2 separate regions of the Homo sapiens genome follow, and region 2 is linked to region 1. The links are chromatin loops, found by intact Hi-C in ENCODE. Cell type or tissue: tibial artery. All regions are shown on one strand. Links, peaks and the distances in the headings refer to the core of each region. The heading gives the core; the rest is flanking DNA.

Region 1 (8,344 bases), core at 248-8,247:
CAAAAGGTCTGCAGTTTACAGTAAAATAATAGTACAGTTTAATACATCTTGTCCTATTCTGTGAAATCACAAGACTAGAAGTTTGAAAGTGCTTAGCACGGCCTTTAGTTTGGAGAGAGTTGTTTTGTTTTTCAACTTTGTTTTGATTTTAGGATTATCTGTAATTCAGAATACAGGTTGTCAGTTTTCTTGTCAAGGCAACTATGTTTCTAGCTTCTCATAGCCTCCCCCAAATCCAGCCAAGTTCAGTTTTAAGTTTTTTATTTGCAAAACTTCTTTGGCAAACAGAACTGTGGAATAAGTCTTAATACTTATTACAGCAGTTCTCAACTCCATCACACCCAATGCTCATTTTATAACAACTATGTTAACAACCCCTTACACTCCCTTGAGGTGAAATTCAAAGGTAACACAACTACCTACACACATTATATTGTAAGTTAACATAATGCTCTAACTGTAATATAAAAGAGAAATAAATGAAAGATGTTTTCCAGTGTACAAATGCTCAAGCATGACCACACCAGAGGAGATTTTGGAACAGTTTTAGGGGATAAATAGAACTCAGCAGCTACAAATGCACCCGGATGGAGTTGGGTTGTATTAACGACTCCAGTACTGGGAGTAGCACTGTTGTTGTTATGTCAGAAATCATGATAAAGTTATGAATCATGCAAGAATCAATAAGCCTTTGATTTATTTTATTTGGTAGATGCATTCTGCAGAGTTCAGTGTATCTTAAAACTGTTCAAAAGAATACTTTGTGTTTATTTGTAAGTTAGAGTTAGATTCTAGGCCCAGAAAATTATAAACTTCATTGTTTGCTTGTTTTACTTACATGAATGTAAATGGGGCATTTGAAATTTTGTGGGATACAGGGGAGTTCCTGGTTATGCAGGATAGTATGGTATATTGAATTGTCTAGCATTCCTGACCTGTTATACTTAAAAGTCGGTTGCAACCCACCAGTCTCTAAAACAAACACAAAATGCTTCTGTGGAATAGAGGCACCACAAGTTCTATGAGAAGCACCACTGTAGGATGTTAGAACAGGACCATCCTCACATTATAATTTTTGTTGTATCGGGTCCTTAAAGTATATGGGTTTGACCAAAACAAAGCCGTAATCAGTCATACGTTCAGAATGTCTTATTTACCACTGAGAAATGTAGAGTTTTTAAAATTATCTCTGTGATCTGTGCTCAGATGTTTTCAGAGTTGTATACCTACTGCCAAAGCTAAACTGGTTTCTAGTTACCTGGCCTATTTACATATATCGCAAGTTGCCTATAAACATACAGTGACATATGGTTTTATATTTAATATTTAAGTTCCGACTTGCCCCCTCCTACTGTAGTTCTGTTTAGATATTTTATGTTTTGTTGCATTAGTTGTACTGAACCTGACTTCTCCGTTCACTACAGTTCCCTTTCAAGAAAAAGTATGAGTCTTTAGAGATTACAGATCTAAACATAAATTGTCACTTGTCACATATTAATCAATGGAAGCTTTAAATTTCATGCCTTATGTTCTTAAAATAACTCTATTATGACCCTTCAGATACGGTGTTTGCTGACATTAATGAATAAATCCCTGTTTTATTTTGTTTTGTTTCCCTCTGTCTATTGTAGAGATTAACCATTCCAAGCAGTTGCCCCAGAAGTTTTGCTGAACTGTTACATCAGTGTTGGGAAGCTGATGCCAAGGTATACATATGTATTTTTGTTATTGTTTAGAATTCTGAAATTTCTCTTGTTTGGCTTTCAGTTTTTAAAACTTAGGGTAATAAAATTCATTACAAAGCAAAGCTGGATTGATGCTCCTATGAGCCCCAGATTGACTGTTAAGGTTTTCTGTTGACATTCTGCTTAATCTTGATCTCTAGAGACTCATTATTAACTCATTCTCATAGCACGCTTTGACATTCTGAATTCAGTATAAATAATTTTATTATTTTGTTTTTAATTTTTAGTAATAACTATTGCACCTATATGCTATTGAGATGGCTAAGACACAGTACTTAGAATATGCCAGGCACTGTTCCAAACACTTTATGTATGTTAACTCATTTATTCCTCAGAATATCTCTATGAAATAGATGCCTCAATTATCCTCATTTAACAGATGAAGAACCAAGACATACAGAGGTTACATCATGAGCTCAAGGCCACACAGCTAGTAGGTAGTAGGGCTGGACATGAACTAGGTCTGGCACAGTCCCTGCTCTTAACCACTGCACTATTTTGCTTTTCTAGCCAAAGAGCAGACAAAAGTAGCGCTTCTAGAGCATCTTGATATGTACTGCCTGTCCAGCTTCAGTGATGTTTTTGAGCTCCACAATAGAGTTGGAGAAATTCCAAAGCTTAGGCTTTCATGTGGTTATCACATTTGAGCATGAATGGCCCATATCCTTTCCCTGCAAAGATCATTTTAAAAGACTCTCGCATACATATGGAAATGTTTACAGATGAAATGATAGGCTAGTCTTGGATTTGCTTCAAAACAAAGTGAAGGGAAATGGATGATGGTATAGATTAAAATGGATTGGCCATGATAATTTTTGAAGCTGAGTGATAATATATAGAGGTTCATTATATTGTTATCTCTACTTTTGTATATTTTGGAATTTTCCATAATGAGTTAAAAAATAAAAAATAGGCTGGGCGCGGTGGCTCACGCCTGTAATCCCAGCACTTTGGGAGGCAGAGGCAGGCGGATCATGAGGTCAGGAGATCGAGACCATCCTGGCTAACACAGTGAAACCCCACCTCTACTAAAAATACAAAAAATTAGCCGGGCGTGGTGGCGGGCACCTGTAGTCCCAGCTACTTGGGAGGCTGAGGCAGGAGAATGGCATGAACCCGGGAGGCGGAGCTTGCAGTGAGCCAAGATTGCGCCACTGCACTCCAGCCTGGGTGACAGAGCGAGACTCTGTCTCAAAAAAAAAAAAAAAAAAAATAAATAAATAAAATAAAACATATTCTCACAGATTAAAGATTAGAATAAGAGAGCAGTTACACTCAAGAAAGGAACAAAAGTTTTATAGTTTAAATTTGTCCAGTTTTTTGTGGAAATAGAGGTATTAAAACTGATCTTTTAAACAGAGACTAAAAAGAAAGACTAAAGAATCAAATTTCTTACTGAATGTAAACCCTGTTCCAATCTGACCCCCAAGAAGAATGGCCATAAAATATACTCTGTTCTTCTACAATATGTTTCTTTAATGGGAATAACTAACTCAGAAGCAATTGGTGAGAATGGAGACTGGGGACTATGTTAGTATAACACAGAATTCATGTTGATGGTTCATAATGTTTCCCAACACATTGTTCTGCACTGAGCACAAAGTGTAATAATGCAGCCAACAAGGCAGCAAGGGACCAGTGCCATGAAGCCTGTTCACTCCACGTGCTCCTTCTTGGCTTGGCTTGGCTTAACTTGGAAGAATTTGTTGCTGGTTCTCCCAGCAACAAACTGTGCTGCGTACATGTTGCAAAATCTTTGCTTTCACTCCTGGTCTTTAGACTTCCCTTACCCTTTTTTTTAAGTAGAGTCCTAGATATTCCTAGTATTATTTTTACTAAAGAATAATCTTTTTAAACTGTGTTAGTATTTTATTTAGGATTGTTGTTCTTTTTATTAGTATTTGATGACACAGTTGCATGGTTTTTGAATGGTCTGCCCTGCTCCTTTTTAGTACATGATTTTGTAGAATGGGGATTTTTAAGCATTAAGAGAAATGCCTACACTTTGCAACTAGTTCAGTAGAAACTATAAGCACGTATTTTCAAGCTTGCTTTAAAACATTTATTTTATACTGTTAAAATGGTATCATACTACCCCTTCCCTACCCTTCTTACTAGTTATATGTCCATTGTGATGTAGAAGTCATTTTGGACATATGTTTCTCTCTGATACATAAATAGAAATTTTGCCTGAAATTATTTGCATTGAATTTGATTATTGCAGCTAGATCTCTATAATTGTGATTAGATTTCAGTATGCAAAGCAAATTTTGAGTTTCTTAATTGAGCACTCAGTACCACATTAATTAAAATTCTAAGAATGTACATTTATGGTACATCCACCTTACACAACAAGAACATTAGGCCCAGTCTTGAAGCTGTGCAGCTGGCATGTCTTTAAATGTAGTAAGCTAACCCTTCTTTAGGACCAAAGAAATCTTGCATTCCAGCCACATGAAGTATAAAGGAAGTTTAAGATTGATTTTTATTTTCTAAATTCATGTCATTTTATTCTGATTAAACAGTGACATGTCCCCTGTATTTGATTTGGTTATATACCTGGCCACGGCCCACATTTCCAACTCTCTCACTGCTGATCTCCTCTAGACACACCTTACATACTTTCATTCCCAAACAAGTTCTCTTCCTTCTTTACTTTCTCCTCTGAATACTTCATCATCAAGTCTTCCTTGGTTATTCTATTTATCCCACCCCAGGCTTAGCACTTTTCCTAAACCACAGTCTGGGCCTTACCTGGTACAGCTGTATTTTTAAAGACATATTTTCTTCCTAGATGGACGGCAAGCTTTATAAGGGTGTAGAGGTAATTGTTACATGTATTTGCCTATTGCACATTACATCAATTTGGAAAGTGGATGCCAAATTTGTTGTTGCCTGAAGTAGCCAGACCACAGTAAATTTCCTGAGTGGTACATCCATTTTCTGGCTAGAAATACGTAGCAATTCAACCAGAAGTTAGTGCCAGTCCTATGCACATATGTAGAGCAATAAAGTACTTTCTTTTTTTTTTTTTTTAAGTCCTTAAATTTTTAGAGTATTAACAAACATCTAGATTAAAATATTCAGCCCACCTATAGAACTGCTGTTCTTTTGCAATGAGGGTCGGGGGCGGGGTGGTGATGTATGCAAGAGAAAGCTGATATTAGGTAAATGTCAAGTCCTTCTAGTGGCTTACAACAGGTGCTCAAAATATTTTATTGAAGAGAAGGAGAAAAAAAGGAAAGGTGGGTATTGGTTCAGGTCCTAAAATGACATTTCTAAATAGGGAAAAAAATAAGTTGGTCTCGTGCAGTGGCTCACGTCTGTAATCCTAGCACTTTGGGAGGCCAAGACAGGCAGATTGCCTGAGCTCAGGAGTTGGACACCAGCCAGGCAACACAGTGAAACCCCGTCTCTACTAAAATACAAAAGATTAGCTGGGCGTGGTGGCGCGTTCCTGTAGTCCCAGCTACTTGGGAGTCTGAGGCAGGAGAATCACTTGAACCTGGGAGGCAGAGGTTGCACTGAGCCGAGATTGCACCACTGCACTCCTGCCTGGGCAATGGAGCAAGACGCCGTCTCCACAAATAATAATAGTAAGTTGAAGTCATAAGTTCAATAGGAAGTAGTATCTTACCCTTATGTGATAAAAGATGTTGAACAGTTTATGAACAGAGCCCTTGGTTCTGTAACTTGCTTCCTGTGTGATGCTGGGCACTTCCTACTCTTCTGAGACTTGTGGTCCTTACCTATAAAATGAAGATAACAAATAGAGAAATAATGTATGTAGATGCTTCACAAATGGTCCCAGTTTTTTTTTTTTTTTTGAATAAGCAAATCCTATGTGATGCCTAAAAGGAACCTAATCCGCTTCAGAGGAATTTATATAAGATCCTAGACAAAGTGTTGTATTCTGTAACCAGAATACTCATAGAATATTATTACCACAAAAATCTACATTGTTATCACCTCTTAAATGTTCACTTTGATAACCTCTATCCAAGAGTAGGTTCTGACTATAAAATTAAATTTTTTCTAGGGATGCTGGTCATCCAATTACAGAAGAGTTTCACCTTATTTTAAGAATGATTAAATGTAGGGAAATTATTCTTTAAAAATTCATTAGCTCTTCCTGCTGCTTTTCCTTGCAAAATGAAAATCCTTTATTATATAATTAGTTCTTATGCAAATGATTAAAACATTTTTCAGGCCAGGCACAGTGGCTCATGCCTGTAATCCCATCACTTTAGGAGGCTGAGGCAGGAAGATCACTTGGGACAAGGAGTTTGAGACCAGCTTGGGCAAGATGGCGAGACCCCTCTGTATAAAAAACTAAAAAATTAGCTGGCCATGGTGGCAAACACCTTTAGTCCCCGCTACTTGGGAGGCTGAGGCAGGAAAATTGGTGAGCCCAGGTGGTCGAGGCTGCAGTGAGCTATGATCACACCACTGCATTCCAGCCTGGGCAACAGAGCAAGACTCTGTCTTAAAAAAAAAAAAAAATCATTTTAAAACCTGATACATGCTGGGAGAAATTAAGAGGAGGACAAAGTTAAAGAAGATAAATAGAACATTTTTCAAGCTTCCTACTTAGGGCATTTTCCTCTTTGCTTATTAGAAGGCTTAATATATATCAGTAACATTTATCTATGTGTGCCCTCTTCAAGGAAAGACACAGGCACACACATGCACACAAGTGCCCTTGAAAGAGAATAATAATGGCAGAACTCATTATATATCCTAGGTTTTTATATTTCTGAGAAATGGAAAAATTGCTTTTCTTAGTAATGTAGGAAGCACTTAAATCCTGAGAGCAAGCCACCTCAACATTGTTTCTTCTTGTTTTTGTGCTCTTAAATTAAAATGCATGTTTTAATTGCTGCAACTATAATTTGTTCAGTAATGGCGTAATTACGAGGCATGATGAAGAGAGAATGTGCATCATCCTTTTTATTATCTTTCTCTTTTTGTTTTAACCTTTTGTCTCAACCTTGGCTAGAGTCTAAAGAGATAGACTAGAATAGTTACTGCCAGCTCAAGAAACACACTTAACCACTGCTCATTTCTAGTGAACAGTACCTTACAGTGTCTTAGCACTAAAGCTAATTATAACAGAAAATAAATATTGAGAACAGTGAAGTTATGATGGCTTTAAAATTGGGGTTTTTTCTTGTTTTTACTTTACTTTTAGGTTCAGGGGCACATGGCCACGTTTGTTATATAGGTAGATTGTGTGTCATGGAGGTTTGGAGTACAGATTATTTCCTCACCCAGATAATCAGCATAGTACCTGAATTTTTTTTTCTGACAAACCAATTTGGAAAATTTTATTAGTTCCAATAGATTGATAGGTAGATTTCCCCCCAACGCTTTATCATAAAAATGTTCAAACATAAAAGTGGAAAGAATTTTACAGTGAACACTAACATCCCACCACACACAGTCTACTGTTAACTTTTTACTGGCTTTATCACGGAGATTTTTAAAGGACTTCACTGTTTCCTTTTAGGAGTTCTTAAAAGAGAGAATTAGTTTTCTCCCTTCCTGGACAAAAAACATGAATTATCCCAACCTTAGGCCACACGATAGAAAACAGCATCTGAATCTCTCCTTGTGAATAGTTCACCGAAAATAAAGAATAGAGCTCCCTAAACCTGAGTGATCTGATGATTGTAAAATAACTACATCAGGACATTGTATCATGTTTTATTTTGTTATGGTGGGTTGAGTTTATTACTATGCTTGTAGTATCTACGTTTTCTCTTAAATATCTCCTTTCTTAAGTCCCAGCGAATGATTACTTATTTTCTCTTCTTCAGAAACGGCCATCATTCAAGCAAATCATTTCAATCCTGGAGTCCATGTCAAATGACACGAGCCTTCCTGACAAGTGTAACTCATTCCTACACAACAAGGCGGAGTGGAGGTGGGTAGCCCCGACAGCAGGCCACAGCGTCTGGCTTTCAAAGACCATCACTCGTCTCAATGAAGAAGTGAACCAGAGATCTGAATGACAGTCCTGATTTCTGACCATAGCTTAGGGAAAAAGAAAAGGTTTTTTTTATGATTTTGGAACTCTTATAAGTCCTGCATTTCATAAGCAAGAAATAGTGTTTCTCCAAGCTTGTTGCCTTGTGTAAGTATTTGAAAAGAATATTGAGGCCGGTCGCGGTGGCTCACGCCTGTAATCCCAGCTCTTTGGGAGGCCAAGGCAGGCAGATCACCTGAGGTCAGGAGTTTGAGACCACCTTGACCAACATGGAGAAACCCTGTCTCTACTAAAAATACAAAAAATTAGCCAGGTGTGGTGGCACATGCCTGTAATCCCAGCTACTCAGGAGGCTGAGGCAGGAGAATCACTTGAACCTGGAGGCAGAGGTTGCAGTGAGCCGAGATCATGCCATTGCACTCCAGCCTGAGCAACAAGAGTGAAAAACTCCATCTCAAAAAAAAAAAAATTGAAATCCTGTCTTCTGAGACAAAAGATGGTTACCAGACATTTCTCTGTGTTTACTTTGTTAGGAAGCTTTGTCCTCTGTTGTGTAAGAAACAAGAATACTGTTTACCTTGAAATTCGCTGAGCACTGTGTCTGCTAGTG
Region 2 (8,344 bases), core at 113-8,112, 120 kb before region 1:
TTATAGTCTGGTGGGAATTAAGTGGGAAAGATAAATGGGTAAAGAAAGGTGCTGTGGCACATGAGAGGGAGAATTCAGCTGTGCTCAGGAGACTCAAAGAGGTGGTCAGGGATAGGAGTTTGCTGTGCAGAGAAAAGTATTTGAAGCAGAGACACTAGCCTGTGTAGAAATGTGGAGATGTGAGAGGTCAGTGTATATTGGGAAGTGCAGGCAGTTCCTCGTGTGTGTATGGGAAATGAGATGACATGAAGTCAAAGTGGCTATAAGTGGTAAATGAATAACACAAGAAACTTTCTTGGAATTAGAATACATGAGTTACAGATAGAAAGAGTTCACTGAGTGTCCTACCAATGAATGAAAAAGACTCATTCCTAAACATATCCTATTAAAATTCAGGATTCCTGGGATCAATAGAGGATCCTAAAAGCTTTCAGAGAGGAAAAAATAATATAAAAATGGTTAATAATCAGTAACATCAGACTGCTCAGTAGCCACATTAGAAACTAGGAGAAAATGAAGTAATACTTTCAAAATTATATGGAAAATCATTTCCTACCTAGAATTGTATGCCCAACCAGGCTACCAATCAAGACATTTTAAGATATACAGATTCTCAAAAAATTCTATTCTGTGTGTTCTATTCAGGTAACTAATGGGAGATATGTGTGTCATCAAAACAAGGGAGTAAACCAAGAAAGGGAAGATGCGAAATCCAAAGACAAGGTTCTCACAGAGGAAAAAGGTGAAGGAAATTCTTAGGATGGTAGCCAACAGGAGTCCCAGTCCAAGTCAGGCCTAGAGAGCAACCATTCCAGCCAGACTGAATCAGGATGAAGGGCCTAGAAGGAGTGTCTCTAAAAACAATAGAACCAAAGAGTGAAAAAAAAGAGAAATTACTTGTTTTAATTTTATTGAGAGGAGTTTTGCAGCTCGTGGGAGAGATTAATGGGGGGAATGTGTTAGGAGTGTAAAAAGCTAAGCAAACAACAACAAAAAAGCAAAAACAGGGCAACTGATAACTCTAAGAGAATCCAAACGTTATCCAAGAAAGGAAATGTAATTATTGAATCCTACATGGCACTGCTGGGAATAATGTTTACTTTGTTGGATTACTGTAAACACTGACTATTGACTTAACCAAATGTTACAGTACGGTTGGAAGCTGGGAGGTTTGGGCAAGTATGCCATGCTTGCATGCATGGAGGTAGAGGGTGATATATGAGAACTAAATTCTTGTCTTCCACAGAAGTTAATAGATAATATCTAAAATGGAAAATCAAGAAATAGTAATATAAGCACATTCTTTAGAAATACAGAGTTCAGTGCCAGAAGAAAATGCTAAAGGAGTTGAAATTAGTTGCGTCTAGAGAGTGGGAATTGGGTATGGGGAATGGGGAGACAGGAAACTTCTATTTTTTATGATAAGCTTTGTAGTTCAATTTCATTTTAATGCTTTTATAAAAATAATTAACAAAAATGTAAACCTAGTGTCTGTAATGCTGAGGGAACCTTGCAAATGGTGTTTGACATTTGGTTGAACAAACTTTTTAGCTTGCATACTCTATATACCTACCCTTGGCAACATTCCTGAATTTTATACAAATTTTGTTCTTTTCCATGTTTAACTAAATAGGAATTACAAAAAAGTTGGTAACATAAACTGTTGATTCACATATGTTTATAGACTATATTTGGATACTATGATCTTTCCCTCACTCATATTTTTATGTGGAGTGTATCTTCTAAACTTTAGAGGATGAACAAATAACCCTTCCTCTTTCTCGCCTTCTCCCCAAAGTAGAGCAGCGTTTGACTTCATGTGAGAAATCAGCATTCTTCAGTGACCTGATTTTCCTGAAATGGGATGGCTAGCCAGCTGCATGCTAAGATCTTTGAGCTGCCTGTGCACTTCACTCAGCAGAGCCCCAGGCTTTTTATGGAGAAATGTTGCCAGTTTATATGGATACAAACCAACCCCTTCTACCTTTTTATTTAAAAAAAAAAAACTCACAGAAGAATGGAAAGAGTAGTAAAATGTCCAGATACCTGTCACCTAGATGTGCCAGTTCTTAACGTTTTGGCACACTTGCTTTCTCTCTCCCTCTCTCTATTCCTATGTACTTTTTTGGATGTGTGTGTCGGGGGACAGGGATGAGGACTGAACCATTTTAAAGTAAATTATAGACATCATACTTTAAAATGGCTACATGCATTTCCCAAGCAATACATCCAAGGACATCCATCTATAAAGCAAAAATACCATTATTTGCCATGGATAAAATAATATCATCTAATTTATAGTTAATATTTAGATTTCTCTAATATCCCAATAATATTTTCTATAGATTTTTTTATCCAGAATCCAGTGATCATAAATTATATGTAGTCATCGTGTTTCCCTTTTTTTTTTTGAGATGGAGTCTCGCTCTGTTGCCCAGGCTGGAGTGCAGTGGCACTATCTCAGCTCACTGCAACCTCCACCTCCTGGGTTCAGGGAATTCTCATGTCTCAGCCTCCCAAGAGCTGGAATTACAGGTGTCTGCCACCACACCTGGCTAATTTTTGTATGCTTAGGGTTTTGTCATGTTGGCCAGGCTGGTCTCGAACTCCTGACCTCAAGAGATCCACCTGCCTCGGCCTCCCAAAGTACTGGGATTACAGGCGTGAGCCACCACATCCAGCCTAGTCATTGTGTTTAAGTTTTCCTTATGCTAGAAGTTTTTCTGCAAAAAACAAACAAAAAAAAACTTTCATGACATTCATAATTACAAGGAGCCTAGGCCAGATGTTTTGTAGAATGTCCTAGAAATATAGATTTGTCCCTCTTAAGGTTTTGGTTTATACTTTTTGCAAGAATAGTATAAACCACATAAAATAGTACACATGGGATAAAATAGTACACAAACTTTTTTATCCACTAATTTTAAGCATTTTATGTAGGTTCAAAATTTTAACCCAATTTTAGTCCAGTTTTTGTGTTTGTAAGTCTCACTAATCTATGGTTTGGCATACAGTGTTAACAATGGCCACTTACCTGGAGAATAGTAAAACTCCTTAGACTGTAGGAAAGATCACTAGAATAATCTCTGGGAGGGGTAATACGTTTCTTTGGAAACAAGCATAATATTTTTTAACGTCCTTGGCAGTATTCTTTCGATGACTTAATATATTGTAATCAAGGGCAAATTTTTTCTACTCTTTAAGTTTTGTTACAGTATACAGTCCAGAGAGCCACTTCTGGCAAACAGTCCAGCTTTTCTGTCATCCCTAACCTGAAAGTTTGTTTTTGGAGTCAACGTTTATTGTGTGTTCAGTTTGCAGCCGTTTGGCTGTCTGTGTACCAGGATGCTCGGTGGCTTAGGTTGTGTATATTTTGTGTGAAGTGAGTGCAGCGTGGAGAGGTGGCATGCCTCAGATGCCAGGGGAGCTATGCAAGCTTGCTGTGGAAAGCATGCTTCCCGTCTGTCAGGGCTTCCTGAGAGGAGACCTGGTGACACAGTAGCCTTTCGGCAGAGCTCCTTGGGATGAGTAGGAAGTGCTGCTGCAGGTTTTGTCTGGGGGATATCTGAGCCATTTCTCTGTGGGCAGCTGTGTTTCAAAGTCTGGGCAGGTTGTTGTTGAATTTTGCGTGGGCTGCCAGGGTGAGTGTTTTCGAATTGTTTATAATCTTGCTTTTCTTCTTCCTAAGTCACCGTGACTTTCTGGAAGTTTCACAGGACTCGTTCATGATATATTATCTAAAGTAGGATTCAGAGGATTTAGCCTAATATATTTGTAATTCAGCTTTTCTTTTTCTTTCTTTCTGCAGATTTTGTGGAAGTATAATACTTTGTCATTATGAGATGTCGTCTCTCGGTGCCTCCTTTGTGCAAATTAAATTTGATGACTTGCAGTTTTTTGAAAACTGCGGTGGAGGAAGTTTTGGGAGTGTTTATCGAGCCAAATGGATATCACAGGACAAGGAGGTGGCTGTAAAGAAGCTCCTCAAAATAGAGAAAGAGGTAAGGTCTTTTCCAGCTGACAGAAACAGTCACGATACCATTTATGTAAGCTTTTTCAACCTCGAGTTAGAGGGTCACAGGGCTGCAAGAGACCTAGCAAGGCCTTTGGGACTGATCCACGAGGCCGTTTCCCAATTTCCATTCTGGGAGCCCCATAAATAGAAATTATTGCAGCGTGTGCTTTAGGGTTGAGTTCTACTAGGGGTCAGCTGAAGTAAGAGGATTTCTTTCCAGGGCATGAAAGACCAAATGTTCTCTGAGCTCTCCTGGAGGCAGAGGTGAGATTTTAGACCTTCCCAGGGTTCAAGCTTTTCTCTTCCCTGGGCAGCCAAGAGGGGTCGGTAAAGAGTAATGTGTGAAGTTTTTATACCCTTTCCATTTTCTCTGCTTGAACTTCTGGTCATCAGCAGTTGTCTTTTAAAAGATAAGACACTGTTTTTTTTAACTGAAATATGCAGTACCTGTTTCTTGGATTTCACCTCTACTTAAGGCTAACAGTGATGGTCTTTGTATTATATAGAATTAATAGGTGCCAGACAGAGAGCTGTCCTCCTAGTAAAATCAGAAAAGGGTCTTGGCTTTCAGAGCCTGGGATTTGTGCTGGTCCTAGTTGAGCTCAGAGTTCTTAGAACTGTCATCCTTCTCAGGAATGAGATATAACATGGTTGTCACATTCAGTTTGGTACCATGAGAATAAAAGTAATTACAGAGCTGACCTGCAGGGACTCAGCAGCATTGATAACTTCAGCAGCGACCCTCTGGAGCTGGTTTTGGTCATTTCTATTTACGCCCTGTTTTGGCAAATTATTGTTCAATATCTTTTTAAAGTGAACTTTCCCATAAATATCCTTTAATCTCCCTGAATGATTTCATTTTTTTCATTAACTGCTGCCAGTGAACCATAGCAATTGATTAGAGAAGGAAACCCAAATGGTAGCACTTTGTGAGTTTCCTCCCAGCGGTGCTGTGTAATTGTGTGATCACCAGCTGTGTTTCCAATTGTTGAAGCCAGGTTAGAAGGACTGAGAGATCTCTGCCTTGGGGAATCTATAGGTTTTTGGAAGACATTAAGAAAGGAGAGCTTTTAAAGCCCATCCGTACACAAAACAGAAAGGTACTGGGTATGAGAAAGTCACTTTCCCTTTCCCCCATTTCTCAATCAATAAAAATTTTTAATGGTAGCCAAGTAATAAATCCATGTCTTACCTTGGACTGAACCTAGCCCTTTTAGCTGATCAATTCTTTAAGTCCTTTATAGGAAGCATTATTGTCCCCATTTTATGGATTGGGAAATAGAGCTTTGCGAAATGTATTAAGCTGCCCCAGGAGGGGCAAATGAAATCCAGGAGGCTAGAACCCCTGTTCTTTAGTTTTTGACTCTGAAACCTCTAATTGACCAGGTACGAAGAGAAAACTAAACCTGCTCCATCCATTTATAGTCAGTTATTTATATATATGCTAATATTTTAGCTTTAGATTGTACAACTTTAGTAAAAGGAACATGTTCTTATATGATTGTTCGATGTGAAAAAGATTTTATGAGACATGAAACAGATTTTGATAGGAAAATATTAATTGTAACCCGTTCACTCCACTCCCCCCTCCCCAAGGATACCTACATAATACCTTTTCTTCTATTCTTGGGAGAGCCAGGAAAATGACATAGGAAAGTGCAGGAGTGAAAGCAGGAATTGGAAACTGCCAAATCCTGCTTTCGTGCAGGTATTTAACATGAATGTAGGTAATTCAGAAATTGAGTTGATTCCAGTAAACTGTAAGAGCATAACTCATAAACCTGTAGGTAGGAAAAACAAAACCTCCACTTTTGCTTTGGGGCTTAGTCAGTGATTATGAGTGATAAAGAGACACAGTAAATTATGGCAAAGAACCCCTATTTGTACTGGAATAACATGAGTTTAAGACATAAAAAGTTATGGCGAGGAGTTGACAGTTACTAGCAAGGAAATATACATTTCTTATGTAAATAATTGTTATGCTTTATGAAATGTGTGTTGGCTTCTGGCTAGGTGTTTTCTAAGTGATAAGATAAAGGTAATAAGCCCTGGATTTTTTCCAAATTTATAGATCCAGTTCCATGTCACTTGGTTGTTTTTTGCCAATGAGTTTTAGAAGCAATGGAACACTTAATAAAATGTTCGCAGCTCATTTCATGTGACTCTTTAAGAATGACTTAATATTAGACTAAATATATGTTCTATAAACTTAGCAAAATGTAGAGAAAATATATACCAAACTCTAACTTTGTTTATGTGAGAGGAGAAAGGAAGACTATTTACTTTCACTTTATTTGCAGACCTCTAGTGTAGTGAGTATGTACTACTTTTCTCTGTTTTAGTGGGTATACTACTACTTTATTTAAAAACAAAAAAGAAAGACTGTATTTACTTAAAATCTCTGTAGTTCTTTAAAACTTTATTTAAAAAAATTTTTATATACCCAAAGGACTATAAATCATGCTGCTATAAAGACACATGCACACGTATGTTTATTGCAGCATTATTCACAATAGCAGAGACTTGGAACCAACCCAAATGTCCAACAATGATAGACTGGATTAAGAAAATGTGGCACATATACACCATGGAATACTATGCAGCCATAAAAATGATGAGTTCATGTCCTTTGTAGGGACAAGGATGAAATTGGAAATCATCATTCTCAGTAAACTATCGCAAGAACAAAAAACCAAACACCACATATTCTCACTCATATGTGGGAATTGAACAATGAGATCACATGGACACAGGAAGGGGAACATCACACTCTGGGGACTGTTGTGGGGTGGGGGGAGGGGGGAGGGATAGCACTGGGAGATATACCTAATGCTAGATGACGAGTTAGTGGGTGCAGCACACCAGCATGGCACGTGTATACATATGTAACTAACCTGCACAATGTGCACATGTACCCTAAAACTTAAAGTATAATAAAAAAAAATTTTTTTAAACCTAGAGAACAATTAAAAGAATACTACTATGAACTCTAGTACGTTTTATTCTTCCCCTACACTCACCATTTAGTAACATTTTACATTTGCTTTTTCTCTATATGTTATTGATTTATATGTATTCATATATATTGTATGATTTTTGCTGAACGATGAGAGTACATTACAGATGCCATGTACCTTTATCCCTAAATACTTCAGCATCTCCCAAAACACAACCACAGTACAATTAACAAATTCAAAAAATGTAACAATGATAACAATAATGTTACTTGTTATACAGTCTATATTCACATTTTGCCAACTTTTGCAATGCGAGCTTTTGATGGCAATTTTTCCAACCCAGGATCCAATCCAGGATCGTATATTGCATATAATCGACATGTCTGTTTAGCCCGGCTTAATCTGGAACAGTTTCTCTGCCTTTCTCTGTCTTTTAAGACGTAGACATTTTGGAAAAGTATAGGATAAGTGTTTTGTATAATGTCCCTCATTTGGGGTTTATGTGATTTCCTCCCCAGCCCCCAGCCTAGTCAGAGTTTATGTAGTTTTGGCAGGAAAACTACATAGGTTGTGTGTCCTTGGTGTGTCTTAATGGGTGTCTTGTGATGTTGGTTAGTCTCATTATTGATGATGTTAGTTTTGAATGCTTAGTTAAGAGGGGTTTACCCAATTTCTCCACAGTACAAGAAAATACCTATTTTTCCTTTGTAATTAATAATTAAGCTATTGGTAGATACTTTGAAGCTAAGTAAATATCTTTCCTCAGCAAACATTTACTAATGTTTTTAGCATCTATTGATGATTCTTGTTTGGATCAAATAGTACTATAACAGTTTACTGTGCAGAAAGTAAAAAGTTCTAGCATAAGTGAGTTTGCCCTTATTTTTTCCTTTCTTCCTTTAGTCAACCATTCATTCATGTATTTATTGTTTGATCGTATACTTAAAGACTTTTTGGAATTCAGAATGTTATAATCCATTAGTGTTATTCATTTTCATGCTTAAACTATCCCAAATTTAGCAAGTAAGAGCTCTTTCCAGCTGGCTCTTGTGTCCTTTTGGTATGTCGCTGTCATTTTTTTATGATTTTCTTACTTCAGGCACAAAAAGATGTACTAGGCTCATCTAGTTCCTGTCTCATTCCTGGAGTCAGCCATGTTTTTGAGAAGCCCTGAGTCAATATACCTGATTTTGGAGTATATTATTTAGGAACCAAGATTTGGGTACTAGGATTGTTTACTTTAGACTTTTTTAAAAAGAACATTGTCTTTTTGACAGAAATTATGGTTACAGAGAAATTTTATTCATGAAAGCATTTTATTTGAAATGTAAACTCATGGCTCTGGTTAGCTACATCTGTGATACACTGCTAT

The links. Peaks named below come from ENCODE experiments on the same cell type or tissue, not always from the same donor. Only the 100,000 strongest peaks of a DNase experiment are listed, where the experiment ranks them.
Region 2: a loop joins it to region 1, with 5 times the contacts of the local background. A loop is called at or near these places in 26 of 110 quality-filtered maps.

What each region holds. Positions count from the first base shown.
Region 1 is chr2:173,202,165-173,210,508 of GRCh38, forward strand. It overlaps MAP3K20 (mitogen-activated protein kinase kinase kinase 20), which reads left to right. Exons shown (of 20, transcript NM_016653.3): 9 at 1,632-1,706; 10 at 7,565-7,671. It overlaps MAP3K20-AS1 (MAP3K20 antisense RNA 1), which reads right to left. Exons shown (of 8, transcript NR_033882.1): 6 at 7,483-7,781; 7 at 5,383-5,494. Among named protein-coding and RNA genes, the nearest start is that of MAP3K20-AS1, 76 kb to the right of the region's middle. In tibial artery, for the core only: no CTCF peak of the experiment used is centred there; a DNase peak (open chromatin) is centred at 3,427; H3K27ac peaks cover 7,754 bases.
Region 2 is chr2:173,087,190-173,095,533 of GRCh38, forward strand. MAP3K20 (mitogen-activated protein kinase kinase kinase 20) reads left to right here. Exons shown (of 20, transcript NM_016653.3): 2 at 3,809-4,001. The coding sequence starts at 3,843. Among named protein-coding and RNA genes, the nearest start is that of MAP3K20, 16 kb to the left of the region's middle. In tibial artery, for the core only: no CTCF peak of the experiment used is centred there; a DNase peak (open chromatin) is centred at 4,154; H3K4me3 peaks cover 768 bases; H3K27ac peaks cover 7,518 bases.